Regions from separate parts of the Mus musculus genome. Here region 1 is linked to region 2. The links are chromatin loops, found by intact Hi-C in ENCODE. Cell type or tissue: left cerebral cortex. All regions are shown on one strand. Each heading gives the region's core, and the rest is flanking DNA. Links, peaks and the distances in the headings are about the cores only. Region 1 overlaps Matn2 (matrilin 2). Region 2 holds the start of Matn2 (matrilin 2).

Region 1 (15,654 bases), core at 2,977-10,976, 92 kb before region 2:
GCCCCAGCTCTCAGTGTGTCATGGTAACTATCACAGCCCCCACATACTCTTAGCCTCTGCTGGCTTGGGGCTGTGAAGACTGTACCTCAAAAAAGAAAAAAGTTATGGGCCCATCCAGCTGGCAAGATCTGAAAGTTCTCATATGTTTATGTCACTAAGCTTGTGGTGGGTCCAATAGAAGGAAATAAAGGAACAACTTCACAAAATTCCCATGTTGCCCTGTTTCCCCCTCACATTAGCCTGGGTAGTCCAAAGTTTTCCAAGGTCTACCCCTTCTGACTTCTTGTCCCAACCTGGTACTGGCCGTTAGTCACTTTCACAGGCTTGTTGATATGGACTATATTTGTATCTAGTATTATGTTTATCATAAACCAGGCATTAGACCACGAGATTGAAATGGCCTCAATTATTCCCCACAACCACCTGGGGAATCAATGCTATTAATTTTTAAAAATAGGCAATCAAAACTGGGAGAACAACCTGTCCAAATCACATATATAGAATGTGACAGAGCTTAGATTTGAATTCAGGCCTATCTGATTTAGCAAATGCTTTTAGTAGCAAAGACTAATAGCAGCTAGCAGCCCTATTCTAAGCAGCCTACACATTCATTCTCTCTCTCTCTCTCCATTCTCTGCCCCCCCATGCCTCCTTCCAGCTTTATTTTTTATTTTATTTTATTTTTTATTTATTTATTTTTTTGTTGTTGGTTTTTTTCGAGACAGGGTTTCTCTGTGTAGCCTTGGCTGTCCTGGAACTCACTCTGTAGACCAGGCTGGCCTCAAACTCAGAAATCCACCTGCCAAGTGCTGGGATTAAAGGTATGCATCACCACACCTGGCTCTCCCAGCTTTATTTTTGCTGGGATCTAACCAATAGCTTTGTGCATGCAAAGTTACCATTCTACTTACTGACTTAGCTTACACCCTCAACCCTATCTTAGTTTGGATTTCAATTGCTGTGAAGAGACACCATGATCAAGGCAACTTTTATAAAGGACAACATTTAATTGAGGCTAGCTTACAATTTCATTTTGGCAGGAAACACGACAGACAGGGTGTTGGAGGACCTGAGAGATCTGCATCTTTATCTGAAGGCAGCCAGAAAACGACTGGCTTCCAGACATCTAGGAAGAGAGTCTCAAAGTCCAGATCCAAAGTGACACACCTACTCCAACACTCCAACAAGGCCACACCTCCAATAGTGCCACTCCCTGAGCCAAGCATATTCAAACCACCACATTCCATGTCTTAACCCCCATGGGCTTGTTCAACACATGAATCTATGTGAGTCATACCTAGCCATAGCTTAATACAAAATTAGTTCAACTTTAAAAGTCCCCATAGTCTATAATAGTCTCAACAATGTAAGAAGTTCAAAGTCTCTTCTGAGATTCACCTAATCACTTAACTGTAATCTCCTATAAATTCAAAATCAAAAAGCAGATCACATACCTCCAACATCATATTATATACGATACTATTCTAAAACATCATAGTGAGGAAATACTGGCCTGAAATAAGACAAAAAGCCAGCTGGGCAAACTCCAAACTCTGTGTCTCCATGTCTGAAGTCAAATTGCTCTTCAAATCTCCAACTCTATTCATCTTTATTGACAGCAACAAACTTCTTTCTCTTGGGCTGGCTCAACTCCCTGTTAGCAGCTTTCCTCAGCAGGTGTCCCATAGCTTTTACATCTCTAACATCTTGGGATATTCAGGCAACTTCAACTTTACAGATTCTTGTTCCAATGTCTAGGATCCACACATCATCTTCTGGACTCCTCCAAAGGGCTTGGCTCACTTCTCCAACTCTGTCCTCTGTAGAACTAACTCTAGGCTCTGGTTGATTCTACTCCACTGATGCTGCTGTTCTTGGTGGTCATCCCACGGTAGTGGCATCTTCAATATACTGTGATTTTCTGCTGCAACTAGACTTGACCAATAGCTTCTCATAGACTCTTTATTGTGCCAAGGCTCAACTTCTTTGTGTGACCCTTTTAGTCCTGGATCATCTGAAGCTGCACCTTCACCAATGGCCTTCCATGGCCTCTCACAGTGCCAATCCTCAGCTGCTCTCCATGACCCCTTCATGCCTTCAAAACCAGTATCACCTGGGTGATTTTTAAACATTACCAAGTCCAATTGCAACACAAGGTACAACCTTGGCTATCTATCTCTGGAACATAGCTTCTTTGTGCTCTCAGAAAACACTTCCTAGATGCTAATCTCTTCTTAATCACCACTAATTTTTTAGCTCCAGCTAACCAGTATCACTTGTCCCAGTAGTCTCTTCTATTCTTGACTATAAAGCCAGATTCACATGGTCAAAGCTGCCAAGTTCTGCTGCTTGCTGTGGCAGGAACATGGCCTTCTTAATGTATTGCCAGCTTTCTCTTTTTCAACTTCCTCACTGCCTAAGCTTGGCTGTCCTGGAACTTGCTCTGTAGATAGACTTTGAACTCAAGAGTCTTAGACTCGGTCTTCTGAATGCTGGGATTAAAGGTGTGTGCCACCACAGCTATACTTAAGCTTCTTTTTACCAGGAACTTGTTCTGTACTAGACTGGCCATGAACTCAGAGATCTGCTTGTCTTTGTCTCCTGGGATTAAAGGAGTATACCATCATGCCTGAACCTAAGCGTTTCATTATAGATCTTAATCAAGTTGAAAACTGAGAATAGTTATCACAACCCATCCCTTGTCAATTTGATACACAATCACATCTCCTTATGTCCAAATGAAGACAATAACCAGGTCATAATAACACCTAACGTGATATAACCCTCCCTCATACAACTGCAAATATATACGTTTAGCTGGGTGGGATCTTGCATGGAGGTCACCACTTCCTTAATTCCATTTAATATCCTTGAACACAGAGTTTAGCTTCATTCTACTTCCTGGTACCCCTTTACTCTTTGAACCACACATTTTGTATTTTTCCTTTCTAAGCTGGCTATGCTTGATCAAAATGTTCTTCATGAAAGTAAACCAGAGGACAGAGTCTATACTGGACTTTTTTTGAGATGTCCTTTGTCAATGCAATAAATATAAATGTCTTCACCTTAGTCTCAGGCAGACTGTTTGGATAAAGGCAAAAAGCAGCAACATTCTTCACCAAAACATCATAAGGATGATCTCCAGAGTTCAAATCACCTCAATACCAATGTCTTCCGTAGTCCTACTAGAATGGCCTATTAATTCCTTCTTAAAGCATTCTATGTCATTCCAAATCCAAAGTCCCAAAATCCACATTTCTCCAAACAAAAACGTGGTCAGGCCTATCACAGCGATAACACAGTCCCTGGTACCAATTTCTGTCTTAGTTTGGATTTCCACTGTTGTGAAGAGACACCATACCAAGGCAACTTCTATAAAGGACAACATTTAATTTGACTGGTTTAGTTTCATCATGGCAGGAAGCTTGGCAGCATCCAGGCAGACAGGGTGCTAGAAGAGCTGAGAGAGCTGCATCTTGATCAGAAGGCAGTCAGGAAAATACTGGCTTCCAGACAGTTAGAAGGAGGTTCTCAAAGCCCATGTCCAAAGTGACACACTTCCTCTAACAAGGCTACACTTCCTAATAGTGCCATTCCATGGGCCAAGCATATTCAAACCACCACAAACCCTACACATTTATTTATTTCCATCCCCAACCCCCATCTTGTTCTCTTCTAATTTTTTGAGATGACATCTTGCTCTAGAGCCTATGCCGGTTTTGAATTCACCATCCTTTGCCTCAGCCTCCTGAGTGCTGAGACTGTTAAGTATACACCACTGTACTTAGCATATATTAACTCTCTTTAAATTTTGTTTAGATTTATTTACTTTATATGTATCAGAATCTTGCCTGTATGTATGTATGTCTGTATGTATTATGTATGTATGTATGTATGTATGTATGTATGTATTATATGTATACCTGGCATCCATAGAGATTAGAGAGTGTTGAATCCCCTGAAATGGTGTTACAGTAATGAGCCACTAGGTGGGTGCTGGGAACAGAATCTGGGTCTTTTACAAGAGTAGCAAGTGCTCTTAACCACTGATCCATCTCTCTAGCCCCCATATGGATTCTCTTGATCATTACAACTCAACATTTGGAGTGGGTAGTACTAACAGTGACACTTGATGGTTTATAAATTGCAGGAAACCCAGAAGCTCTGGAAGGGTATGGATGCTAATGAGCCCAAAGGATGGTGAATGGTTGGTCTCCACTCCATCAGCACCCACACCCCTGGGGCACACTCACGGCTGCAGGTCTTGCCATTGGGGTCCAGATTGTAGCCCTGACGGCAGCGGCAGTAGTGACCCTCCTCTGTGTTCACACACTCATGCTCACAGCCTGGTTTGTTCAGTGCACAGTAGTTGATCCCTAAGGAGAGAAAGACCCCCCATTCAGACTGTATGAGGCTACTTGGGTAGGCTCCAGGGTTCCCACAATCCCTGGAAAGAGCTGCTGAATACTGCTTGCTGAGGCAAGCTGGGAATTATCATTCAGTCAGTCATTTGCCAGCTAAGGGCCAGGCCCTAAGCTAGATGTACCAATGTAAATGTGAACACTACCAAGGCCTGGCCTTCATGGGTTTGCACTCTGGAGACACAGCAAAAAAGAATCAGGACTGTTAGACACCAAAGATGCCAAGAAATAAGGTGAGGTTATTGATGCCTTCTGTGTACTGCACTGCTGGTTAAACCATAAACTGAGGAGCAGAATAAAGGGTGTGGAATGGATGTAACTTCATTTAGTAGGGTCTGGTATGCCAAAGACACATGCCAGAATTGTCACATAATGTCCTTGATGTATATCAATTCGTGAAGAGTTCAAGGCGACTCAAGAAGAGTTCAACGTGACTCAAGTCACGATACCAGATGACTCAGGAAAGAAATTCCAGAAAAAACACCAAGGTTAAAAATGTTGAAGCACAATGTCTAAACTCCTCACTAAGGAAATCCAGGTCTAGAGCAATAAAGATAGTCTCTTCGAGTGATGTAGCTGATGTGAATGGCAGTTCCTAGACTGGTCCTCAGACTAACTAACTGGGAAATTCACACTAGCTTTTAAGGATGTTATTCCAGCTATGATGAGCTCCAATGTGAGTATGAGAATCCAGAATCTCACAGCCCACATCTGGGTCACAATGCAATTGCTCAGCCTCAGACCCTGATGGCATTCCAGGCTTTGCACCACTACCTTCATGATGAATGTCTGCAATTGACAATGGCACTCTCCAGCAGGAGATGAGGAAGAAGGCAAAAACCTGGCCAGGAGTCTTCCCTCCGGTATGATGCTGCCTCAAAGTATCTTCCTCAGTTTAATCAGATGATACTGAATTCATTTGAAACAGATTTTATTTTATTAGATTTGAAAGTCACCACCAGCCTCCTGTTACATGTAAATGGCCCCAAGTTCTAAGGCTCAGAACATTTTTGAGATCTCAGGCTCCTAATTATAAACCTCAGATTTTGTGCCAATTCCTTTGCTTCCCTCTGCATGGAATGCTCTAGAGAGGCCATAAGCACTTCCTCCCACTCCCAGCTGCCTGCAACAATCCAGGACTGAATGCAGGCATTAATGGTATCTCTGACAGACAGATCTTAGAGGTCTAGGCCTGGGCTCACAGCAAAGATGACAGAAAATATAATGAGGGGGAAGGGGGAGGAGGAGGGAGAGAAGGAGAAGAAGGAGGGAGGAGGTAGGAGGAGGGGGGAGGAGGAGGAGAAGGACAAGGAAGAGAAAGAAGAGGAGGAAGATTTATAGATGGGCCAATAAAGTCACCAGATCTTAGGAAAAATCTGGTTTTTTTTTCTGGTTATAAAAGCAGGGCGGGGCTGGTGAGATGGCTCAGTGGGTAAGAGCACCCGACTGCTCTTCCGAAGGTCCGAAGTTCAAATCCCAGCAACCACATGGTGGCTCACAACCACCCGTAATGAGATCTGATGCCCTCTTCTGGTGTGTCTGAGGACAGCTACAGTGTACTGACATATAATAAATAAATAAATCTAAAAAATAAATAAATAAAAAATAAAAGCAGGGCGGCTGCAGAGGAAATGGAGCCGTCACTATCAAACATATGCAGATGAGTGTTAGGGACTCTGGCAGGGGCCACAGCCTAGCAAAGGACCCATTTGGGGTCCTTACGTGGGTCTCCCACCCTGTTCTCTCAGCACATCTCTCTTGATGATCTGTGCAATGGCTGCCTGAGAGGCCTCTCCTCTTCAGGAGCCCCCAGCAGTGTGTGGAAGGAGGGGTATAAGCCAAGGGAATCTTAGAGGACTGGCAAGAGATGCAGAATCTCAAGCAAAGTCTCCATCCGTGGCTACATACCCGATTTGTTTCCATTCTCTACCCCATGAGTAACACAGGAAGCATGATATCATAATGCCTATTTGTGCTGAACCAGATCTAATTATCTCCTAAGACCCCTCATCCACTAATAGGAGTCCACCGGCAACCGGTTTCTTACAGTGTAGTCAGCCCCACACACATTCATCCCTAGGAAAAGGTGTCAGCAGAGCAGAAGAGAGCAGCTAAGCTGTGAAGCTGGCCATCCAACATACTGTTAGGTGTGTGTGTTCTAATGGAAATACTCCACCTCCTTGTCTTCACAGTTTGAATCTCTTCATTCAAGTTCTCGTTTAAGACTTGACTGTTTCAGGGGTTTGTATCCAGGCTTGGTGGTAGGAATTGTAAGAGAGGCTCAGTTTCAAAATATGGGTTCTGTAACCACATAAAGTTTAATATTTTTTAGAAAGAGTATGGAACTTAGTCTGTGCCATAAGCAGGATGGGACTTGTCTAGATTCAGTTCCACATATGACCCACAAAAAGTGCATGATACAGTCTTGCCATGTAGCACATGATGGCTAGGAAGAAGTAGCAGGTGCAGCACACAGGGAGACATCCTAGCATGTATTGTAGTGCATACCCGAGAACCCAGCCCTCAGAGGTTAAAGGAAGATAGGTGCAATGTTGAGACCAGCCTGTACCACATAGCCAGAGTCTGTCTTAAAACAAGCCAAACCACAAATAACAGCAAGAGAGGGAGGGAGGGAGGAAAGAAGGGAGGGGGGGGGGAGAAAGAGAGGGAGGGGTAGGGGCAGAGGGAGGGAAGGAGAAAGGAAGGAAATATATATACCACTAATCAGAAATTCCAGTGAATTCTACAAATGCCATGGTGAGGAAATCACAAACAAGGATCAGGAAATTCCATTTATACTGTAATTTCTCCAGGATGACGTATCTCAGAGCAGCTCCATCACTCATTCCTTCATACATAATCTATTCCACAAGTCTCTACTCAACCCATACGAGCTAAGCACTCTGAGTCGCTGAGGATTCCATGATGTAAAAAGGCAAGCACCTCTTCCTGGTAGGACTTCCACTCTGGTGTCCTTCAGGAACAGTCTGGTGTGTGTGTGTGTGTGTGTGTTTATATGTGTATGTATGTATGTGTGTGTATGCATGCATGTATCTGTAGATACTAGGGATGTAGCCTAGAGGTCTGGTTTGGAGTAGATGCCTCTCAGTATTTCAGGTGACAGGCATCTGAGTCACATGGACTTCCTCACCCCCTTCCTGCTGATGCTCTGTTGCCTTTGAGAGCAGCTGCAGTGGCCAAGTGCATTACCCTCCTCCTTCCTTCCAATCAACGAGAACAGAACCTTAATGTCCCCACACTCAGAGGTCATCAAGTGTTCCCTATGTAAGACTTGAAGAAACCAGCTCCTTTGATGTCACATCTGTATGCCCAGCCTTTTTTCTCCCTTAAGGTTCCACAAGCCCTTTCTAGGGGCACCCTCATCTCAAGGAACAGCTTCCGTATGGACTGAGTTGCTAAGCAAATCTCATGACCAGATTTCATCTATTCATTCTCTAGAAAAATGTCCCACAAAAGGTTCTGCTGACACAAAAGGAAAATAAGAGCAGAATGATGTTAATAAACACAAACATCCATTACAAATACAAGATGCTAAAGGTCTGCCAAGAAGGGAAAACAGAGAGGAACATTTGGAGAAATGGGCCAGGGTTACTTACTTCGGCAAGTTTTCCTGTCTGGATTTAGCATGAAGCCTTTCAGGCAGCGGCAGAGAGCAGACGTCTGGGCATTGACACACTCATGCTGACATCCGTGATTTGAAGAGGCACAATAGTCAATCTCTGGAAAGAAAGCAAGGTTCTGGGAATCGTGAAAAAGTCAATATGGCTAGCCATGAAAGCCGAGGGTTCTCAGGCTCCATTTTCCCCAAGGGGATAAAATACAGAACTTACAATTTTGACCCAGAAGAGCCTCTTCAAAAAGCCATTTCCACATCTAGATATTATGTCTTCATCTCAAAGATCTTTCTGACATTTGATTTTGAATTGGCATGGGCAGCCTGCTTCTGCATTCTCTCGCAGAAGTTCCCTTCTGCTCCTTCCTACAGCAAGCGTGAGATTTCCTTCCCTTCCCTGGTTGTTCAGAGAGGACCCGGTCTGGCACCAGAATATTGCTATCCCTGATTCCAGAGAGGCACCCACTAACGAACCCCCCCCCCCCAGGAGAAGCCACAGATGCCAGCTTGCGAATAGAGAAATGGCAACCTCCCTCGCTTCCCTGTTGTTGAGTCTGGCACTCTCACTGATAAATGGCTAAACACTTCCCAGGTGTAGCTGGTGCCTGTCCTTGAGAAAGAAACAAAAAACCAAACATCCTTGAGGGGGGATTAGGCCCCACTTTTTGATAAAAGGAGGGTAATCAGGGGTCACAGGCAGCTGTGACTAGTCATAAAAACACACTAGTTCTTGACAGCACCATAAAGTTACTCCTCAGGTCAGAAGAGTTCGCCTTCCCAGTTGAAAGATACTGCCTTGCCGCCTGAACAAATGATATTGTGTTTGAAAAATGACTTGCCTTGTCACCTCCCCTGTCACCCTAAAATCCAAAGAACCCCTGACTATTCTGTATAAAAATGCTAAGCCTTTTAGGCTTGAGGTTGCACCTCTCTCCTGCACAGTGGGAAGGTTCACGATCTGAGTCTGACTCAAATTAATAAGTAGACTCTTGTTTCTTTACATCAGGCCCAGCGGTTCTTAGAGATCTCCTGGGGGTCCTGTGGAATTGCTGATACAACATTTGGGGGCTCTTCTGAATGGTATTCCCCAGCAGATCTCTGGAATCTGCAGTCCGGAGAGTCTAAAGTCAGCGCACCAGTGTGGTGAAAGTCAGTGTTTCTGTATTGTTCATTGTTCATGTCTGTTCTTTCTGGCCATATTTTGGCATCAGAAAAAGCCTCGAGGTAGCAGTGCAATGGAAAGAAGTGGCTAAAGCAGATGCGCTGGGCAGTCATGGCTGTAAGAGGGAGGAAGATGTTCCTGACCCAGGGTCCAGGGTGGATGAGGTTCCTGACCATTGGTTGGAAGTGCTTAGGGAGAGACCTCCAGCAATCTGCTCCCATATCCACCTCACTTCTACTTTCCGAGGTGAGAGTCTGTGAGTCCTAGTGCTTGGATTTACTTTTGTTTCTAGTCACGATGTGCCTATTTCGTGCATGTGGTTTTGTCAGTGGTGTTTCTGGTAGTGTTTAGTCTCATGTTATACTGGATGGTGATGGATGCAATGGGACGGGTTAACTCTCATTCCCCCCCCCCAACATTGTTTTAGCTCACTTTAAGGAAGTGAAAACCAGAGCTCACAATCTCTTGTTGGAAGAAAATGCACACGTATTGCAGCTCCGAGTGGCCTACCTTCAGAGTAGGACGGCCACTAGAGGGGACTTTCTATCTCTCCACAGTGCTAGTGGTGGAAGACAAAGTATTGCAGAAGGTTCAGGGACATCCAGAACAAGTCCCCTACATTGTAGTCTGGAAAGATTTGGTTGCCAACCCACTATCCTGGGTGAAATCATTCCTATTGCCTCTTACCAAAGATATTTAGCCTTCAGGAATCATGTCCACTCTGATGGCAAAAGACAAAAGCAGGAAGTCTCCAAGTCTTCAAAGCCCCTCTATCCCATTTTACAGGACACTACGCCAGAAGTCATTTTCCCACTGCCTTACACTCAGGCACCAGCTCTGACAAAGGCAGCGGCCCCTGCTTTGGCTGAGACCCCGCCTCCCACTGTGTTCCTGGACATGGACTTGCACAGGTGCTTCTGCTTCCTGCGTTTCCACTCATGCGGGCAGGACCAGTGCAGGTATATTCACTCCCGGAGTTTCCACCTGTGCCCCTGTACAGGGGACCTGCCCAGGCACTTCCATCCCCAGCGTTTCCACCCGAGAGGATTCCTGCAGCAGAACCAGTGATCCCTACATTGACTCTACTCCTGCCCATGTATCCCCCAGAAGGAGCGCCCCAGGTTCCAATAGTGTCCACCTTGGAGATGGAGGGAGGTCCAGCTCACAGGACTAGAAGCAGGCATGCCAACACACCGCCCCAGGCTGTAGCACCAGAGGCAGATTCCACTATCTTACCCCTGAAAGGGACAGGCCCAATTGATGAACAGGGAAACAAACCCTATTAGTATTGGCCTTTTGCTAAGGCTAATCTTTACAACTGGAGAAGAGTGTATGCTAGGTTCTTTGACAACCCTAAAGAGCTCATTAGTCTCTTAGACACCATCCTTTTTACCCATCAGCCCACTTGGGATGATTGTCAGCAATTGTTGCAGATTCTCTTTACAACAGAGGAGAAAGAACGCATCATCCTGGAGTCCGGGAAGAACGTTCCAGGTGCCTATGGCACTCCAACTCAGAATCAAGCTGATATTGACGAGGGTTTCCCTCAGGAGACCAGCTTGGGATTATAACACAGGGACAGGTAAGGAGTGTCTTCCAGTCTATTGCCAGTCTCTAATGGCAGGTCTCAGAGCAACTGCCAAGCAACCCACGAATCTGGCTAAAGTTTATGATGTCAGGCAGAGAGATAATGAGAGCCCTGCAGAGTTCCTCGAGAGGATTATGGATGGTTTCCGCTGTTATACACACTTAGATCCTGAGGAAACAGAGAATTCTAACATAGTGGTGCTGACATTTATAAATCAGTCAGCCAGAACATTGGAAGAAAGTTACAGAAACTAGAAAGACTAGGGGGAAATTCATTGAGAGATTTAGCAGAGGTTGAGGAGAAAGTGTTCCATAACAGGGAATCTAAAGATAAGACAGGGAAGATATTACACAGAGATCTAGCCAGATTCCTGCTAGCCAATGGTAACCCAGAGAGAGAGGAAGCTCTGGAACATTGCAGAAGGGAGAGAACCTAGAGAAGACCCCTGGCCAGAGCCTGGAGGAGGATGCCTATCAGCCTTAGGTAAGAACCAATGTGCCTATTGTAAGGAGAAAGGACACTGGGTCAGAGAATGCCCAAAGAAAAAGCCCTAAAACAAGACCGTGGTCACTGAGGAAGAGGAAGACGGAGGGAGTCAGGGCTTGGACCCCCTCCCTGAGCCCTGGGTAACCCTTATAATGGAGGGGGGAGCCTCTAGACTTCCTGGTAGATACTGGAGTCCAACATTCAGTGCTTGGAAAGGCTGAAGGGTCATTGTATAATAAAAAATCCTGGGTCCAGGGATCCATAGGTGCCAAACAATATTCAGGGACTACCCAAAGGACAGTGGACTTGGGAATGAGATGGGTATCTCACTCCTTTATAGTGATACTTGAATGCCCATACCCCTTATTGGGGAGAGATCTACTAGCCTAAATGAGAGCCCAGATTTATTTTGGCCCTGGGAAAATCTGGCTAATGGACTAGAACGGCAAACCAGTCCAGGTGCTGACACTTGACGTGGCCTCTGAGACTGAGTCTAGACTGTACGAGTCACCAGCCACCCCCCCCCCCCAAAAAAAAAGACCTGGATGCCTGGCTGGCAGAGTTTCCCAAGGCTTGGTCAGAGACTGGAGACACAGGGCTGGTAAAACATTGACCCCCTGTATTTGTAGAGCATAAGCCAGGAGCAGACCCAGTATGGGTCTGCCAATATCCCATGTCCCAAGAAGCACGGAAGGGGATCATTCCTAATATCTGGAACTGATGGTGCTATCCCAGGCCCTTATTATGGAAAAAGGACTGGCTGTCAACATCTGTATGGATAGCCAGTATGCATTTGCAGCTGCTCATGTACATGGAGCTATATACCAGGAGAGAGGACTCCTAACTGCAGAAGGAAAAACTATCAAAAACAAAGATGAAATTCTACAATGACTTGAAGCCCTCTGGCTGCCAAAGAGAGTGGTAATCACACTGTCCAGGCCATCAGAAAGGAATAACGGCAGTGGCTAGAGGTGACAACTTGGCCGCCAAAGCCACCAAAGAGGTGGCCCTAGAGGAAACAGCTGCTTCCATGTTAGCTGCGACTCTACCAGAACCGCCAAACCCCAACCTGCCGGAATGCCCAGTCTATTCGGAGGAAGAGATCAAATGGGCCAAGAATCAGCCCATGAGTCGGTGTTCAGAGGTCTGGTGGCAGACGGCAGAAGGTAAGCTAATACTACCCACCTCTCTGGCAAGATCTATCCTCAGGAAAATCTATAGTGTCATCTACATGGGAGTGAGATGGATGGCTGATGCAGTGAGACAATCTAAAGTGACTTTCATGCAATGTATTATTGAGAATATAGTGTCAAGCTGAAAGCTTGCCATTTAACCAACACCCACAACACTGCCAAACATCCAGGCTCTCATCTTTGAGGTAAGAGACTGGGGGACTACTGGAAAGTTGATTTTACAGCAATCAAACTGGGAAAGTATGACTATAAGTACTTACTGGTGTTCGTGGATACCTTCTCCTGATGGACAGAGGCATTTCCAACAAAGACTGAAACTGCAAAGGTAGTGTCTAAGAAGTTGCTAGAAGATATCATATGATAGGTCAGACAATGGGCTAGCATTTGTGTCCAAGGTAAGCCAGGATGTAGCGAGATTTATTGGGGCAGATTGGAAATCACATTGTGCATACTGACTCCAAAGTTCAGTTCAGGCAGAAAAGGTGAATCTTACATTAAAAGAGACCTTGACCAAATTAGCCATGGAAACTAGCAGGGAGGGTCTAGATGACATTCCTTTCCTTTGCCCTGTATCGGGTGAGGAATTCTCCTAACCAGATGGGATTAACCCCCTTTGAAATCATATATTTCCTGCTCCTATTGTACCTAACCTTCAGTCAACAGCTATTGCAGAATTAGATGATGAACATGAGCAGGTTTGGCCTAAATCGAGTGCCCTCTATGAAGCAGACCCTGTTCTGGAACCACACAAGTTTCAACCTGGAGACTGGGTCTACATGAACGGATTTAGCCAGAATGTGTTGGAGCCCCGGTGGAAAGAACAGTACGTCATTTTGCTGAGCATGCCAACAGCTGTTAAAGTGGATGGGATCACTGCCTGGGTGCACTGCACCCATGTGAGACCAGCTAATCCCTTCTCCCCAGAAGAAGATTGCCTGAATTCACAGTCATCGCTGGAATGGAAAGTTCATAGGGGCACCAATACTTTCAAGCTAAAATTAACCCAGTCTGAAGTTTGCTGTTTTTACTAGCTGTGTGTACTGCTGCCCCCCAGCCTACGCCTCCATTCAGAGACCAGAAACCCACACCAGCCTTATGACTTGACTTGGACAATCGTGAATCCTGAGACTGGTTACTGTAGATTTTGACAAACCCTAAACCTGTATGAAGAGGCCCTGTACCAGGCAAACCTGCGCCAACACCAGTCCTCACTCAGACTGGCAGCTCTGTTCCTCCCTGTCCCCAGCCTCACCCCCCAGCAGGTGTCCCCAGCTCTGAAATCTTTCCTGACACACACATAGCTGGTAGACCCACTCTGGTTGAGCTAACCACTTCTTACTGGTTATGCTATAATGCTAGACCCCCTTTTTATGAAGGTGTCAGATTCATATCCAGATATGATGAGTCTGAGAAGGACACTGCATGCAGATGATCCCAGGGATGCCCAGCTTTAACCCTTTAGACCATATCAGGACACGGCACCTGCCTAGGGAAAGTTCCCTTGTCACATCGGCACCTCTGCAATCAAACAATCCCCATTGTTCATTCCAAATGGGTTATATTTCCCACACATCTTGCTGCTTTGTTTAGTGTGGCTAGTATGTGGATGATTTCAGGGCTGACCATTTAATATTAGATAACCAAGGGCTCTTCGCTGGGGAAGATCTGTTCTCCCACCCTGGGCATCCGTGAGTTGCCTGTAGTTCTTTGTCTATGGATGGGACAGCACAAGATTCTCACATCAATTGCTGTGGTCTGTTCAGGTCTTTCTTAGGCAGTTTTGTTGTTGTTTGCTTATTCATTGCTTCCCCACCACTTTTTTCTTTTTTTTGGTTTTTGTTTTTCAGAGACAGGATTTCTCTGGAATTCACCATGTAGACCAGGCAAACCTTGAACTCAGAGAGACCTGCTTGTCTCTGACTCAATACCGCCCAGCAAAAAGAGGTGTGTTCCAGAGCTTAAACTCATATCAGGGTCTTGTTCAAGCACTGACCCATTTCAATGGTCTCTCTTTTAATATTGTACACATATGGATATGTTTTTGTAGTTTTAGGATCATACAACATAGCATTAAATCAGGAGCACTTTAGCATATCATTTGCATGTATAAAACATTTTAATATCTGTATAATATTCTGTACATTACTTGGTTTAATCTGTTAAACAGCTTTTTGTAATAGGTTTTTCAAATCTGTATGCATAAATTCTTGTGCTTTTATGTTCTTAGGTTTAAAAAAGAATGGCCCCCAGAGGTTCATATAATTGAATGCTTAGTTGTTAGGGAATAGAACTGTTTGAGAAGGATTAGAAAGATTAAGTGGTATGGGTTTGTTGGAGTAGATATGGCCTTGTTGGAGTAGGTGTGGCCTTGTTGGAGTAGGTGTGGCCTTGTTGGAGGAGGTGTGGCCTTGTTGGAATAGGTGTGGCCTTGTTGGAGGAGGTGTGGCCTTGTTGGAGGAGGTGTGGCCTTGTTGGAGGAGGTGTGGCCTTGTTGGAATAGGTGTGGCCTTGTTGGAGGAGGTGTATCACTGGGACATAGGCATTGCCTTGTCTCACAGTTCCTGCTCTAAGGTGTTAGGGCTGAGAGGTAAGCCATGTGTCTACAGCTATATGTAGCACACAGTAGCTACTTAACAAATATGGTAGAATGGATAAATGATTATTACTACTACTCCTAATAGAGTAATACCTAGTGGCTATGTTGTGTGTCTGCATGTCTGTGCACCACAAGCATGCCTGATGCTCTTGGAGTCCAGAAGAGGGTATTGGATGCCATAGAACTGGAGTTACAAACAGTTGTGAATTACCATGTGGGTGTAGTAATCAAATTGGGATCCTCTGGAAAAACAGGCAGTGTTCCCAACAACTGAGTCATCTCTCCAGCCCCACAGTAGCAAATTTGATGATATATATATATCATATATATATGATTTGTTCTAAAGAGGGGACTGCTGAGCCATCTCTCCAGCCCAGAAAAAAATATATCTTTAAATAGATCTATAGAGACTGAAATGTAATGAGTTGATTTTTAAAAAAATAATTTACTAATTTTTTGGAAGTGTGTAGGAACTGGATTTCTTTTTCCCAGCATGAGAGCGATGGCCAGGTAGCTGGGACTGTGATGCCTCAAAGCTACTAACAAGGCCTGGTGCTGCTGGATTTGTCCCTTG
Region 2 (15,654 bases), core at 3,733-11,732:
CCCCAGCCCCAAGCCCCAACCCCCAGCCCCCAGCTCCAGCCCCCAGACCCCAGCCCCCAGCCCCAGCCCCCAGACCCCAGCCCCCAGCCCCAGCCCCCAGCCCCCAGCCCCAACCTCCAACCCCCAGCCCCAACCTCTAGACCCCAGACCCCAGCCCCAACCTCCAGATCCCAGACCCCAGCCCCAACCTCCAGCCACCAGACCCAACCTTCAGTCCCAAGCCCCCAGCCCCCAGCCTCCTACATCCTTTCTATTTTAATAGAGTATTGCTATGTAGCCCAAGTTAATCTTGAACCCATCATCCTCCTGCCTCAGCTTATCATATAACACCACACCAAACGTGTATACATTTATTATGAGGGAGCACAGCACAGTGACTAAGGCTGGAATTCTGTTCCTCTGCCAGTCACATCTAAATGCTTTACTTGGATTAACTCATTCATTAAGCTAGCATTCTTCCTACATTCCCAGAGGCTCAGTGAAATCAACTATCTTGCTTGCCAAGGTCATGTATAACATTAATCCAGCAGAAAACGAAACTGACCCAATGTAAAATCCACAAGTGTCCATTCATGAAAGGCCACTGCTGTTTAACTGATAGAGGAAGGAAGGGAGCAGGCGTAAGGCAAATACCACTTTCCAGAATTTAAACAAACAACCCCCACCACTGTTCAGCGAATTGCTTTTAGAAGCTGACCTGCTGAGGAACTCAAGCCCGTCAACTCCCGAAACTTTTTACTAAGTACCAAGATTGTATTAAAGATAGGCACTCTTTATTTAGTGTCTAACTCTAACAAGTAATTTGCCTAAATTTATTCATTTTGGGTAACTCCTATCTTTCCTCATCTAAATAGTTTAGAGTCCTCTAGTTAGACTGGCTACTTTTTATTCCTTTAACTCTGAGATTCCTTCGGAAAAGAAAAAGGAAGATAATGTAGACTATCTTGCTATTTTTCTTTTCATTTTTAAAAATTATTTTATTTTATGTGCATAGGTGTTTTGCCTGCATTTATGAGTACTATGCAGTACATGAATGCAATACCCCATGCATGCACTACCTCTGTAGTCCAGAAGAGGACAACAGAGCCCATGGAACTGTAGTTACAGACAACTGGGCATCATCAAGTGAGTGCTGGGAACTCAACCTCAGTCTTTTGCAAGAGCAGTCAATGCTCCTCAGTAAAGGTCTCTGGCTGTGTATTGTGATGCTAAATGTGGGTCTCTAAGACCTGGTTGCCCCTGAGGGAGAGTCTGCATGTAGACCCAAGTGATGCTTGCCTCCAGATTATTTCTGATTGGTAAATAAAGATGCTGACAGCCAATAGCTGGGCAGAAGAGACATAGGCAGGTTTTAGGGTTCCCAGGCCTGGGGTTGGGGGTTGAGAGAGAACCACTAGGACAAGGAGAAAGGAGGAGGAAGGAGGAGCTGCCATGGGTTAGTTCATGAAAACATGGACCTGAGGGATGGCCAATTGGAGTTAACAAATTCAAGGTTAGCTATAGGAAATAGATTTTTAATAGCATACAGGGTAGATATCTGCTCAGCTCTTGTGTTGATTAGACTTCTTGTAAACATAGAGATTGCATGTGTCTTTTATTCAGGAACTAAATGGTTACAGGCAGGGTAGAAATCCTGGATTGGGATTAGATACTTTCTATAACAATTGAGCCATCTCTCCAGCCATTGGTCCTTTGTATCATCTTAAAAGCTATTACTTGTTTTCATAATGACTCAATATTAATCACACAACTTGCTACGACATAGATGGTGTGGTATCATCACTGTGAGTTAATGAAATTTATCTTTCTGTTTCTGATTTGTTTTGTGTAGTAGAATATTGTCCAGTTCAATCTGCTTTGTTCCATACAAAAATATATTATGAACTCAACTCACTATCAGGGTGGGGGACAAGCACCTTCATCCACTGAGTCATCCCTCCAGCCATATTTGTTGTTATTCTTATCATTCTGCATTCTGCATGCCAGCCAATTATGTGTGCATGTTGATCTATGATGTTGGAGTTTATTTTTTGAGATAGGGTCTCCCTATCTAACTCTGGCTGGCCTCCAGCTCACAAGGACATCCTCCTGCCTCTTGTCTCCCCACCACCATGCCAAGTTCCAATGTAATGTTAAAAATGGGTTAAACACAACTTTACTAAACCAGTACAGTTTCTAACCATACTCTAAATATTTATCCTTATACAGTTAAGTTTAGTTCATACCTCTTACCAAAGAAACTTCTTAGCCCCTGGTGGTGTCAAATACCTTTAATCCTAACACTCAGGAGGCAGAGACAGGCAAAGCTCTGTTTGAGTCCAGGCTGCTCTACAGAGCCCTGGCTGCTAGTCTTATCATTCTGCACACAAGCCATTCAGTACAGAATGATACATGACAAATTTTGTCATGGTGAGCCATTTCATTAGCATAAAACCAGCTAATATGTTTACTTACAAAACAATATTGAAGTTCATAATTTTTAAAAGCTTTTTACATTTATTTATTTTATGTATGTGTATACACATGTATGATACATGTGTGCTACAGTATGCACATGAAACTCAGAGGACAACTTGCAAAATTTGATTCTTTCCTTCTACCATGTCAATTCCAGGAATCAAAGTTAGGTTGTCAGGATTGGCAATGGGCAACTTTATTCACTGAACCATCTCATCAGCCTCCAATTCACAATTTTTAAATATATATAAATATCTGAAAGTATTTAAAGTTTTCTCATTTCAAAAGGAAATGACATGGTAAGCTACAAACTGGTAGAACATATTTATGAATATATATATGATGAAGTATTTGTATAGTTAATATAAAAATGTATTCTCTTTTCAATAAAAAAACGGACCACTTTAAAATATGCAAAGGTTTGAAGAATGTTTTAGTTTGTGTTTCTATTGATGTGGGAAGACACCCATGGCATGACCATGGCAACTCTTATAAAGGAAAACATTTCATTGGGGCTGGCTTACAGTTTCAGAGGTTCAGTCCATTATTGTCATGGTGAGAATCACCGCAGTGTCTAGGCAGACATGGTGCTGGAGAAGGAGCTAAGAGTCAGCAGACAGCAGGAGACTGTATCGCTGGACATAGCTTAAGACTATAAATGACCTCACAGCCCACCTCCACAGTAATTAATATACATCCTCCTACAAACAGAGGCTCTCCACACAATGCTACACTTCCTAATAGTACCAGTCCTTATGGCCAAGCATTCAAATACAGGATGAGTCTGTGGAGGCAATTCCTATTCAAACCACTACCAAGAGGATAACTAGGGGACGAACATGAAAAGACGTTCAAATGTTTATTGTTAAAAAAAAAAAAAAACACAGACAGTGGCACCATGAGGCACCATGAGAAACCTGCTAGGTAGCCACCATAACACAATGCCTGCCATGTTGAGAAGATGCAAGGACATTGGAACCTTCATGATTTGTTGGTAAGCATGCAAAGCGGTGTGTCATTCTGGAGCACAGTTGACAGCTCTTCATAAAGTTATAGCTAAATAACACGGGAAAAGGTAACTCACTGTCTCTATTCACCCACACTTTTAGCACCAAAGGCCACACCCTAAGAAACCCTTCAAACCCCAGGAAAACAGAAGCGTTGTCCTCTCTGAGTCCTGACCCTACACACTTAGTCAGAAGACAAGAGCATCCATCCACACAATAACTCTTTCCCGGATGCTTGCAGAGGTTGTGCTTTCCAACACTGAGCATGAGAGTGACCCAATAGATGGTCCGCTGATGAGTGGGAAACACACACTGAACTCCTACTGAGCAACTAGGGGTTCTCTGCTAGCCGAACCCCAGCACGACACCAAATGAAAGCAGCAGACACAAAAGGACTATGCTCTGAATTCTCTGACTAGAGGAAATTCAATAAAGGCAGAACTACATAACAAGAGTAGGAAACAAACCAATGGGCTTGTGGGTAAGAAAGGGGAACCAGCCATAGAGCAGCCAAAGGGAAAGAGCTAGGAGGCTATGGGAACATTTACGTTATGGTTATGATGGAGTGACATATTTGTTGAAATTTACCAATCATACCCTTTAAAATTAATGAATTCCACTGTATGGTAAACTTCAAAAAAGCTATTTATAAAATAAAGAAATGGCATTGAAGAAGAGCAGGAGGAAGGGTTGAAATATTGTGGAATGGTGTCTTCTGGGCATGGCCTGGCTATAGTATGGGCGAACTCTCAGCAGTTCTGGTTACCTATACAAGACCTGCACAGGGTTGGGTGGGCCTGTTAATATCCGCCCCACCCCCTCCGACCCCGTGCAGGGGAGACAAGCTTCCAGACCCTGCCCCTCCCCAAGGATCTCTAAGTAGCTAATGGTTGTTGGGAGAGAGAGAGACATTTTATTCAGTGGTGTAGCCATTGTAACTTACCCCATATTTCTGTAACCAATCTTAAAACACACACACACAAACCCAGAGAGAGAGAGAAGGGGGGGAGAGGGAGAGAGAGACAGAGAGAGAAAAGAGGGTTGGGGTTGGGTCATGCACCACACAGTGGGATCAGGAAGGGAACAAGAAAGGATAATGGGGGCAAATATGGTCTAAATGCATTGGGTATGTGTCTGAAGAGTTGTAATGAAACCCATTACTATATTCACTAATTTATGGTAATAAAAATAGAAAAGATACTATATAAATACATAATAATGGCAATATTATGTAATATAATTATAATCAGACAATATGGATTTTTCACATAATAATAAGTTGATGCATGTCCTCAAGTCAATGGTACTTTCTTGGTTTGGCATTTATAGCTCTTGGCATCTCAAAAATATGTAACATCCCTAAGAGGAAAATTAAAAGACTTTTAAGGACAGTCCTTTCAACTCTGAGCAAATGAGAGCTTTTGTGTGAGAAACTGCCTCCAGTGAAGCAGCAGGGGGCACAGAAAGAATGTTTTGAAATAATGCAAGGCTTTGACTTTTGTTTTAGCCAATTGTCTCCTTTCCATGAGACAATGGGTTCTTTTAGGAAGCTTTACCAAGAGGTTGGGACAGAGAAAGGAGGCTGCTCTAACAGCTGGGGACCTTCTAAGCATCACTATCTGAGTCACCAGAAAAGTAGGGTCCCTCCAGAGTCAAGAACAAATGAGCTGTGGGTCTTGAGAGATCTGGCTGTCTATATTCAAGGGACCTCACTTGTGTGTCACAACTCTCTGGTATGTAATGAACCATCAGTAAGAGGCATGACAACAAAGTGGTATCTCTACCTAAGCATGACCCACAGAACCCTGCTCTCCTAAAAAAGTCTATAGCCAATGCTAAGCCCCATTCACATAAGAAAAGGAAGTGGCAGGCTGGGGGGATGGTTCAGTGGGTAAACTGACCCATGTGGTAGCAGGGAACGAACTTCCACAGGTTGTCTTCTGACCTCTATGTGTGTGCTAACACAGATACATACACAAAATACATACAATAAAAATGTAGATAATTAAGAAAAAAAGTAGGGGCTGGTGAGATGGCTCAGCAGATAAGAGCACCCGACTGCCCTTCCAAAGGTCCTGAGTTCAAATCCCAGCAACCACATGGTGGCTCACAACCATCCGTAATGAGATCTGACTCCCTCTTCTGGTGTGTCTGAAGACAGCTACAGTGTAGTTACATATAATAAATAAATAAATCTTAAAAAAAAAAAAAAGAAAAAAGTAGAAAGAACATTAATGTTAGCTTAGTGCCTATGACAGGTTAGGCAGGGAACCAAGTATTTTTGCTTGATCCCCACCAAAGCAGATAAGATCTTACTTTTGAGAACAGAACGCTAAAGTTTATAGCTAGAGACCCTCCAAGGCTTCAGAGCTAGTTGACTGGTAAAACAATGAAGAAACCCCCCCCCCGGCCCCCCGAAACCTCTCAGGCAATCAGAGAGATGACATCAGTTCGGCAACTGTGTCCTTCACTCTAAGTATTCACATATAATCAGGCCATGCTGAGACTAAATCTCAGAGCTGGGCCTTTCCTATCTTCCTTCCACCTATTATCAGAACTGCCATCTCCTGCATGGCCAGCAAACCGGAAGCCAATGCATGCTAGAACATAAAGACTACCCATAGGCAGCTCGACACTTCACACCCTGGTTATTACTGGGTTAACCTGACATGTTGTCTGTGACTTCCAACTAGAGGTGAAGATGGGCTGCTGACTCAGCTAGTCCAGCAAGGAGCTCATCTTCTCTTCCTCAAGTCCTTTCATGGTCAGAGTGACTCCTTGGCTTAGTAGCTGTCTACACCTAGACCAGTTTCCATCTGCCCTCTGCATCCTGACCACATTCAGGAATGCACACACTTCACTTTTTCCTCTCGGCTTCCTTCCTGTCTCCTAACCTCTTCCATGGCTGCAGCCAATTTTGCAGTCTAGGCCTTACACACCCAGACTCTCTGAGGCACTGCTAAAATGAGCTGGAGTTCTGAGAGCTCTTGGAAGAGCATCCTGGCACTGTTTCCTAGCAACACGATGTACACCACTCTCTGGGGTATCAGCCATCCCTAGAGCTGTGTATGTCATCCCCCGTGTTTGTTCCCTTAGACAGGGAAGGAAATCCCGCTTAGCTTCCCCCAGAGAACTGGGACTCCCGGGAAAGGAGATTGTGCATGGGATAGAACCAGCAAGCAAATGCCAGAGCAACTTCTGGAAAGGCCCTTGCTGGCGGGGCTGGTGTTACCTCTCCATTGAGCTCTATCTATCCCAGCATCTCCTTGGTCACTGCTCACTCACTCAGCTTCCCCTGAGACCAAGCTTTCTCCCCCTCTTTCCTTCACACTCCCATATCTCGGTGCCTTCTCTCAGTTACCAATAAGAACTGCTTCTAGGCAAACTGGAAATTGTTTTTCAGACTCTCCAGTGGCTCATTTTTCTTCCTTGTCTTTCAAGGAGCAACATCTCTTTGCCTTTCTTAAAATCTTGAGCCTCATTCCAATTGTCTTTTTTTTTTCCCCTTTTGGTTTTTGGAGAAAGGGTTTCATGTAGTCCAGGTTTGTTTTAGAGTTACTATGTAATCAAGGATGATTTTGAACTTCGGACCCTCCTGCCTCTCTGCATTTCAAGTGTTGGGTTATAGACATGCACCACCATGCTCAGCTTTCACCTAGCCTTTTGCTGTCAGACATGCGTGGTCTTAGCTAATAGGAGTTTGACCTGCCTGTTATCCAAGGCTGTCTCAGGTTTCAATTATGCTATGATATCCTCAGCGATGAACTTCAGGCCCCATGCCTCTTGACCACCTGGGTCTGGACTCTGGAAGCCAGAACCTCCAAAACCTGGGTTTATAGAAGAGATCTGGCTGGTTATGTGGGGGTCTGAAGCTGAAGTCTGTCAACTGAAATGAAAGCAGGAACAGAAGGGAGATAGAAGATGAAAACCTGCAGCCTTTCCTTCTTCAATGGAGTTTCTAAGAGAACAAACATTAGAGGAAACCTTCTAAACAGAATAAACAGGAAGCTTAGAGGAAACCTTCCTGGCTACAAACTCACCTTGGTATCTTGGCTGGCTTTGTGAAATTATCACTTTGAAAGAAGGCAGGGCCGGGCGTAGTGGTGCATGCCTTTAATCCCAGCACTCAGGAGGCAGAGGCAGGCGGATTTCTGAGTTCGAGGCCAGCCTGGTCTACAAAGTGAGTTCCAGGACAGCCAGGGCTATACAGAGAAACCCTGTCTTGAAAAAAAAGAAAGAAAGAAAGAAAGAAAGAAAGAAAGAAAGAAAGAAAGAAAGAAAGAAAGAAGGAAGGAAGGAAGGAAGGAAGGAAGGAAGGAAGGAAGAAAGAAAGAAAGAAAGAAAGAAAGAAAGAAAGAAAGAAAGAAAGAAAGAAAGCAAGCAAGCAAGCAGGCAGGGAATGTTCTCGAATGGACATTTGCACAAAAATTCCACTAACACATATACATTATCTGCCATCTTAGAGCATCCCTCAAAAGGTTTTGTCCTAGAATTAGGGAGGGGATGAATTCAGTGTTCACACAGATTCCTTCCTTTTCTAGAAAGGTGGGTAGCAGAGTTCACTAGCAGTAAGAGACTTTTAGAACTATTCTCTGTACTTCAATGAAATCTCATTTAATCCTGTAGGCATTATAATCCCCTCTAGATGCATGAGAAAATTGAGGCATTGTGTTGCTGGTTGTCTCCAAGTACTCCAGCCTGTAAACTTGGCAGCTGGGGTTTGAACGAGGCCTGCTGATTCCCAAACCTCTGTCCTTTACCCTTACAGCTTCGTTGTCCATTCCTCAAAGGCTAATGGGAATTGCATCCTGTAGATGCACTGTGGGAGCGCCACAGTGATTACTGTACAGTATCTCCAGAACACCAACTCCGGGAGACCTTACAAGGGTTTGTCCCCATATTTTTCTGTCCTCTCCCCAAACTGTCGTCCAGTTTTCCAGCAACACAAAATGCCCTCTTCTTATCCCTCTTCCGAAATACAAGGAAGCCAGAGCTGGACACAGAAAGCAAAGGAAATCTAGATGACACTGGTCTTGAGGTACCAGCCTACAGGAGGAACCAAGTTATTTTCTACCTGGTAGATAGGATTGTCACTGCAAACCCACTCAACAAGTCCCTATTCCCTGGTCAGTGTGGAGGGGTTCTGAGTGTCCCTGCAGCGAAGCACAGCGCCCCCGCGGGGCCCTCGGGTACTACTGCCGCCCCATGTGTCCCGCGCCTGGCCCGGCGTGGCGGGACTTCTCCCGGCCGAGGGGACCTGCAGCGCCGCCTTTCTCTCCCACTCTCCACAGGGAGACAGCGGGTCCCCCAGGAGAGGGACAGATTTTGCGTCTGTCGGTCAGTGGGTCATCTGCTCCCGGGTCAGCGCGCCGCGCTCACCTGCAGCCACCGCCGCCGACACCCGGGAAGAGAGACAGGGGAGCAGCTGTGAGTGTCAGTCTCCGTGGTCCGCCGCCTCGCCCCGCAGAGGACCGCAGAGCTCCTTGGGCACCGATCCCCGGACGCGAACAAGAATCCCGCGCCAGCGCCGTGTCCTGAGAAGCCGCCTTCAAGTCCCATCCCAGTGCGCTCTCCGCGCTTGCTGGCTGCCTGGGAGGCTCCCTGAAAGGGCGGCGCGAGGAGGCGGTGCCGTACAAGGGTTGGAAGCGGGCGGGCGGAAGGAGGGGTGTCCTCTTTGGGGACGGGGAAGGCGGGGAGAGGCAGCAGTCAGAGCTGCCCCACGCTACAGGCAGCCCCCAGCTCGGGGCCAAAGACGCTCTCCTTGCCTGCTGCCACCCTCAGACTCCTGGTGCATCCCTAGTCCCTGTGGAATGAATGGATCTCCAGAGGTTGGAGTAACTGGAGACTTTAGGGAGCGTGTGGGTCTGGGGCGGGAGTGAAGTGGGGTGAGGGTTTCCTGGTAACAGGAGACACAGCTGGAGTCATATAACATGAATTGAGAATCATTTTCTTCGGGAGGCATCCATGGAGCACGATGATGAAGAAAGAAGTGGTGAGACTTAAGATGACTGATGACACAGCCAGAAGTTGTCTTGGCAGTCTAGGACAGCCCCACCAGCGCCAATTCATATTACTAGTATCCACTGGCCCTGGACCAGCCACTGGGATGGGAAAGGCCATTAAGATGCTAGTTCAGATCAGACTCAAAAACTTAAATCTTTCCATGGGTACTTTGTTCCCCATTCTATGAAGGAACAAAGTATCCACACTTTGGTCTTCCTTCTTGAGTTTCATGTGTTTTGCAAATTGTATCTTGTATATTCTAAGTTTTGGGGCTAATATCCGCTTATCAGTGAGTGCATACCATGTGTGTTCTTTTGTGATTGGGTTACCTCACTCAGGATGACACCCTCCAGATGCGTCCATTTGCCTAAGAATTTCATGAATTCATTGTTTTTAATTGCTGAGTAGTACTCCATTGTGTTACAGAGACAGGAGTTACAGAGACAAAGTTCGGAGCTAAGACAGAAGGAAAGACCATCCAGAAACTGACCCACCCGGGGATCCATCCTATATACAACCACCAAACCCAGACACTATTGCATATGCCAGACAGATTTTGCTGACAGGACCCTGACATAGCTCTCTTGTGTGAGTCTATGCCAATGCCTGGCACATACAGAAGTGGATGCCCACCGTCATCTATTGGATAGATCACAGGGCTCCTAATGAAGGAGCTAGAGAAAGTACCCAAGGAGCTAAAGGGGTCTATAATCCTATAGGAGGAACAACAATATGAACTAACCAGTACTCCCCAGAGCTGTGTCTCTAGTTGCATATGTAGCAGAGGATGGCCTAGTCGGCCATCAATGGGAGGAGAGGCCCTTAGTATTGCGAAGATCATATGCCCCAGTACAGGGGAATGCCAGGACCAGGAAGCAGGAGTGGGTGGGTTGGGGAGCAGGGCAGGAGGAGGGTATAGGGGGCTTTGGGGATAGCATTTGAAATGTAAATGAAGAAAATATCTAATAAAAAATTATAGAAGGCAAGATTTCTTTTTTTAAGCATTTATTTATTACTATATATAAGTACACTGTAGCTGTCTTCAGACACAGCAGAGGAGCGTCAGATGTCATTACGGATGGTTGTGAACCACCATGTGGGTGCTGGGATTTGAACCCAGGATCTCCAGAAGAGCAGTCGGTGCTCTTAACTGCTGAGTCATCTTTCCAGCCCAGAAGGGAGGATTTCTATAACTTCCTTAAGAGAGGAAACATTACCTGAGATAGTGGCCATCCTAGGAGAGACAGAGAGAAAACAGGACTGATCAGTAGCAGGGAACCGAGCTAACTCCCAGACTCTGGGATTACCAATCTGGGATGGCAGGATGCTACAGCAGACCAGACATCTATCTCCTAATAAAAACCCTAATTCTGGGGCTGGAGAGATAGCTCAGGGCTTAAGAGCACTGGCTGCTCTTCAGAGGTCCTGATTTCAGTCCCCACCAACCACTTGGTAGCTCACAACCATTTACAATAGGATCTGATGCTCTCTTCTGGCATGCATATGTACATGCAGATAGAGCGCTCATAAATAAAATAAATCTTTTAAATAAAAAAACAACAAGCCGGGCAGTGGTGACGCACCCCTTTAATCCCAGCACTTGGGAGGCAGAGGCAGGCAAATTTCTTGAGTTTGAGGCCAGCCTGGTCTACAGAGTGAGTTCCAGGACAGCCAGGGCTATACAGAAAAACCCTGTCTCGAAACAAAACAAAACAAAACAAAACAAAACAAAACAAAACAAAACAAAGCAGCAACAACCCTAATTCTATCACCCAATTGCTAAGCCAATACACCCCCATCCAGATTTTAACAAACCATCAGAGAAAATCAGAACTAACTAGTTTCAAATCTTAGAATACAAACAAATGTCATCTACAAGACCTATTCTGCAAGACCTATTTCTATAAAGAGCTCCAGGTCTCAGCCATGGGGCTGGAGAGATTGCTCAGCAGTTAAAATCATTAACTGTTCTTTCTGAGTTCAATTCCCAGCACCCACATGGTGGTTCACAACTACCTGTAATGGAATCTGATGTCCTCTTTTGGTGTGTCTGAAGACAGCTACAGTGTATATACATAAAATAAATGAATAAATAAAATCTCAGTCAAGGCCACTGTGATGGTGCACACCTTTAGTCTCAGCACTCAGGAATAAAGATGGGTCTCTGAGTTTGAGGGCAGTCTGGCCTACATGGTGAGTTCTGAGCCAGCTAGGGTGACATAGAGAGGCAGTCAAAAACAACAAACAAACCAACAACACAATAAAACCCCATAAAACAAAGGGTTAACACATTCTGGCCTTACTGCCCAGAAATAACCAGGGCCTCATGGCCCTGTGTTCCTTACCTGAACCTTGGGCCACAGGCTGCTGCTGACAGCCTGCACTGGTCAGAAATTTCTTCTTCAGTCTTTAGAAGAAAGAAGATGAAGGTCAGAAAACAGAACAAAGTCTCCAGGAAATGTTTGGTCTTGGATCCCACAGCAGAAAATTCTTCCTTACAGACAGTGAAAACACCCAAGAAGTTGGAAAAGCTAAGTTATAAATTATGGAAACATATTTCAAATGTGTGTCTATCCCAAGATACCCATAGGATCCAATAATTTACCAGGGAAACAAATAGCTATTTGGAAATCCTTCCAATTTTAAGAAGACTCTGACTTACTAATGATCCCATTATTTGGTCTGTGCCAGCTAAAGTGGGTGTTTCCCCCCAGGGAGTTCTATGGGGATTCTTCAGAATAGGAAGTCTGTGGGTGGAGCAAGGCTGGGGGCCAGGCAAATGGGTTAAATGAGTTGCTCTACTTTATGGGATATTCTTCAGGTGTGCAAAACAACAACAGCAACAACCAAACCAAACCAGACAAACAAACACCTCAGCAAATCAAACAAAGCTCGGTGTCCTGATATGCACAGTTGGAACAATGATTTACCTCGCTGGTACCTTGTGTGTAGGGCAAGGGGATAAATGCAAGTTACTGAGAAGGGCTGTCGGAGGGAAGGGCCAACCAACTCTGCCTTCTGTGTTTGAGGCTCTACTATGGACTCAAGGAAACCTTATTCAGAAGGAACACTGTGCTAAGGTGTCTAGTTCATATGGGGACCCACATATGCACACAAGAATGAAGGCAACAGTATGCTAGACCTCATGAGATAACTGATCACACATTTGTACCTATGCTGCATATCATCTGTCCATTCCATCTCTGCTGAGGGTCTGTGCTGGGGTCCATCTTACCTACTTGATACAGGTAGTCCTGAGCTGTATTTAAAAAGCAAGCTGAGCCGGGTGGTAGTGGCGCATGCCTTTAATCCCAGTACTTGGGAGGCAGAGACCGGTAGATTTCTGGGTTTGAGGTCACCTGGTCTACAAAGTGAGTTCCAGGACAGCCAGGGCTATACAGAGAAACACTGTCTCGAAAAAAAAAAAAAAGCAAGCTGGACTGGCATAGCAACATACACCTTTTAGTCCCAGCACTTGGAAGGCACAGACAGGTGGATGTCTAAAGTTGACGTCAGCCTGGTCTATGGAGCGAGATCCAGGACAGCCAAAGATACACAGAGAAACCCTATCTTGAAAAAACAAACAAACAAACAAACAAACAAAAGCAAGCCCTGGAGAGATGTAGTGACCAGGGTTTCTGCTTCAGTTCTTGCCTCCCAGTGCCTGTCTTGGCTTCCCTCAGTGGACTGAGACCCCAGTTATCTAGGCCAAATAAACCCTTTCCTCCTGAAGTTGCTTTTGATTGTTTATCGCAGCAATAGAAAGCAAGCTAACAAAAGGTTTATTTGGGACTGGGGGTGGGGGTGGGGGCAGTAATTTCACATAGGCCTTAAACTTATTAAGGACTCAATATGGATGTTTTTCAAGATTTATTTTTTAATGTGTGTGTTTTGTTTTGTCTGCATGCCTGTCTGTGCACTGCATGCATGCCTAGTGCCCTTGGAAGTCAGAAGAGGAATCATCAGATCCCCTGAAGACTGGAGTTATGGATAGTTTTAGGACACCATGTGGATGCTGGGAATCAAACCCAGGTCCTCTGCCAGAGCAGACAGTGTTCTTAATTGCTGAGCTATCACTACACACACACACACACACACACACACACAGAGGGGAGAGGGGAGTGGGGGATGGGAGGGGGAGAGGGGAGGGGAGAGGGAGAGAGAGAGAAAGAGAGAGAACACTTATTTTAGACAGGTTCTCACTGTGGTTGGCTAGGAACTCACCATGCTAGCCTCAAACTCATAGGTCTCTTCCTACCTTTTATGCTGAGACTAATGTCTCAAACACCAAGTTTGAGAGATTTTTAAATAGACACATCGACCCACCTTAGAGAAACAAGGTTATAGTAAAAAACATTTTATAAATTCTGGTGCAGAATTTCTTCCTGCCTTGGGCCATTTATGTTCTCGGATGAAACACACAGCAGGATTTTTTCTCTTCCTGCTCCTTTCTTGTGGTCTCTAGCCTGGGAAACTTAATAAGTGTTTTTAAGTATACATGGAAGAATAAATAAGAAAGAGAAAAAAGCCATCATGGGAGGGTAAAAGGGAGCCGCCATGAGATAGAGAATCGAGGAGAGCTGCCAGAGCTGCCATGGGCCCAAAGGGCTAAAAGCAGCCTACATAAACATAGTAATTAATAACTTGGACTATGGATAGGAGGTGGATTCTAACAGCATGGAGGGTAGGCAGCTGCCCACAATTGTGCTGCTTAAGGTATATTAAAAATATAAGGCTGTGTGCCTCTTTCATCTGGAAAACACAAATGGCGGGAAGAAACCCCAAGCTGGAATTTACAAAGTATTTTTTACTCCATGAGGTAATAGGGATCAGTTAGGGAAAACTAATATAGCAAGTCAAAAATTTGTTGGAGAAACACAGCACATTACAAAGAGAGTTCAGATTTTGTTTTGGTGTGTGTGGAGGGAGATGCTTAGCATTAAGTAGTGCATGTAGCAGCCAGGGTGACCTTGGTGTCATTCCTCAGGTGCTCATACCTTGGTTTTTGAGACAGGGTCTTGATGTGGCCTGGAACTCACTGGTTAGGCTAGACTGGCAAGCCTGTGAGCTCCAGGAACCCATTGTCTCTGCTTCCCCACTGCTGGGAATGCAGGTGACACTGCAGGCACGTGTCACCAGGCCTGACTTTTTTTGTTGTGGATGATGTAGATGTTGAGGGTCTGATTCAATTCTTCGTGCATGTAAGACAGACACTTTACAAGTGAACTATCTCGGAAGCCCATGGATTCCGAGGTGTGTTTTGTATTATTTTTTTAAGGACTAGACTTTAATTTTTAATTATGCTTATATGTGTGTGTGTGAGTGTGAGTTCGTGTATGAGTGCAGTGTCAGGAGGCCAGAAGTAGGTGCTGGATTCCTGAAACTGAAGCTATGGGCAGTTGCAAGCTCCCCGGCATGGATGCTGGAAACCAAACTCTGGTCTTCTTTAAGAGCAGTAGGATAAGAGATCTTAGGCTAGGAGGCATTGTTCCAGCTCCCATGGATTCAGATGTTGTTATGTAGTCCAGAACTACCTGTAAGGTCCTGCAGATGAAGTCGGGCCTTTTACTTCTTTATAAAACCTGCACTACACCTTGGAAGTGGACACTTGGAAGAGGATGCAGAGTAGTCTTTAAACATAGGACCTGGATTGTGGAAGCATCTTTTGGAAGCAGAGTGTTGGCTTTTCATCCAAACTATGATGAACTGGCCCATGACAAGAAGCCAACAGTCTCATTGCTGTGACACTCAATTACCCATCATTCCTCAAAGACATGACTCAGTCTCTATCTGCTCTGGCTGTCTGGTGCTAAACCAAGTTGGGAGACCCTTGGGCAGTGATAGTATCCATCTGTCCTATAAGATCCCCAGCACTGGCGGAGTTCAGTAAGGATAGACTCAAGAATAACAAAATACCAGATGTGATGACTTTTCCAAATCCTACTTTGCCATGAAAGCAACTGTAACATGGTTAGTACTGGAGTCCAACAGAAGAAACACTACAAAGAGTTAATGGAAAGAGTAACATGATAGTCCACTGAGAGTCACACTGCATGAGATGGAGAAAAACATTTGTAGTGCAATAAAGTGAACAATTTCATAGATAGTGAAGTCTCCAGGAAGCAATGGAAGATGATGTTACAGCCACATTTCTGAAGAGTTTGAATGAGTTTTTATTTTTTAAAAA

The links. Peaks named below come from ENCODE experiments on the same cell type or tissue, not always from the same donor. Only the 100,000 strongest peaks of a DNase experiment are listed, where the experiment ranks them.
Region 1: a loop joins it to region 2, with 2.1 times the contacts of the local background. A loop is called at or near these places in 3 of 42 quality-filtered maps.

What each region holds. Positions count from the first base shown.
Region 1 is chr15:34,391,557-34,407,210 of GRCm38, reverse strand. Matn2 (matrilin 2) reads right to left here. Exons shown (of 19, transcript NM_001358780.1): 7 at 8,039-8,161; 8 at 4,254-4,376. Among named protein-coding and RNA genes, the nearest start is that of 9430069I07Rik, 42 kb to the right of the region's middle. In left cerebral cortex, for the core only: a CTCF peak has its summit at 5,995 (motif pointing left); a DNase peak (open chromatin) is centred at 5,496; H3K27ac peaks cover 1,574 bases.
Region 2 is chr15:34,300,098-34,315,751 of GRCm38, reverse strand. Matn2 (matrilin 2) reads right to left here and starts at 9,071. Exons shown (of 19, transcript NM_001358780.1): 1 at 8,844-9,071. In left cerebral cortex, for the core only: a CTCF peak has its summit at 8,642; DNase peaks (open chromatin) are centred at 6,481, 8,647 and 9,077; H3K4me3 peaks cover 1,420 bases; H3K27ac peaks cover 1,054 bases.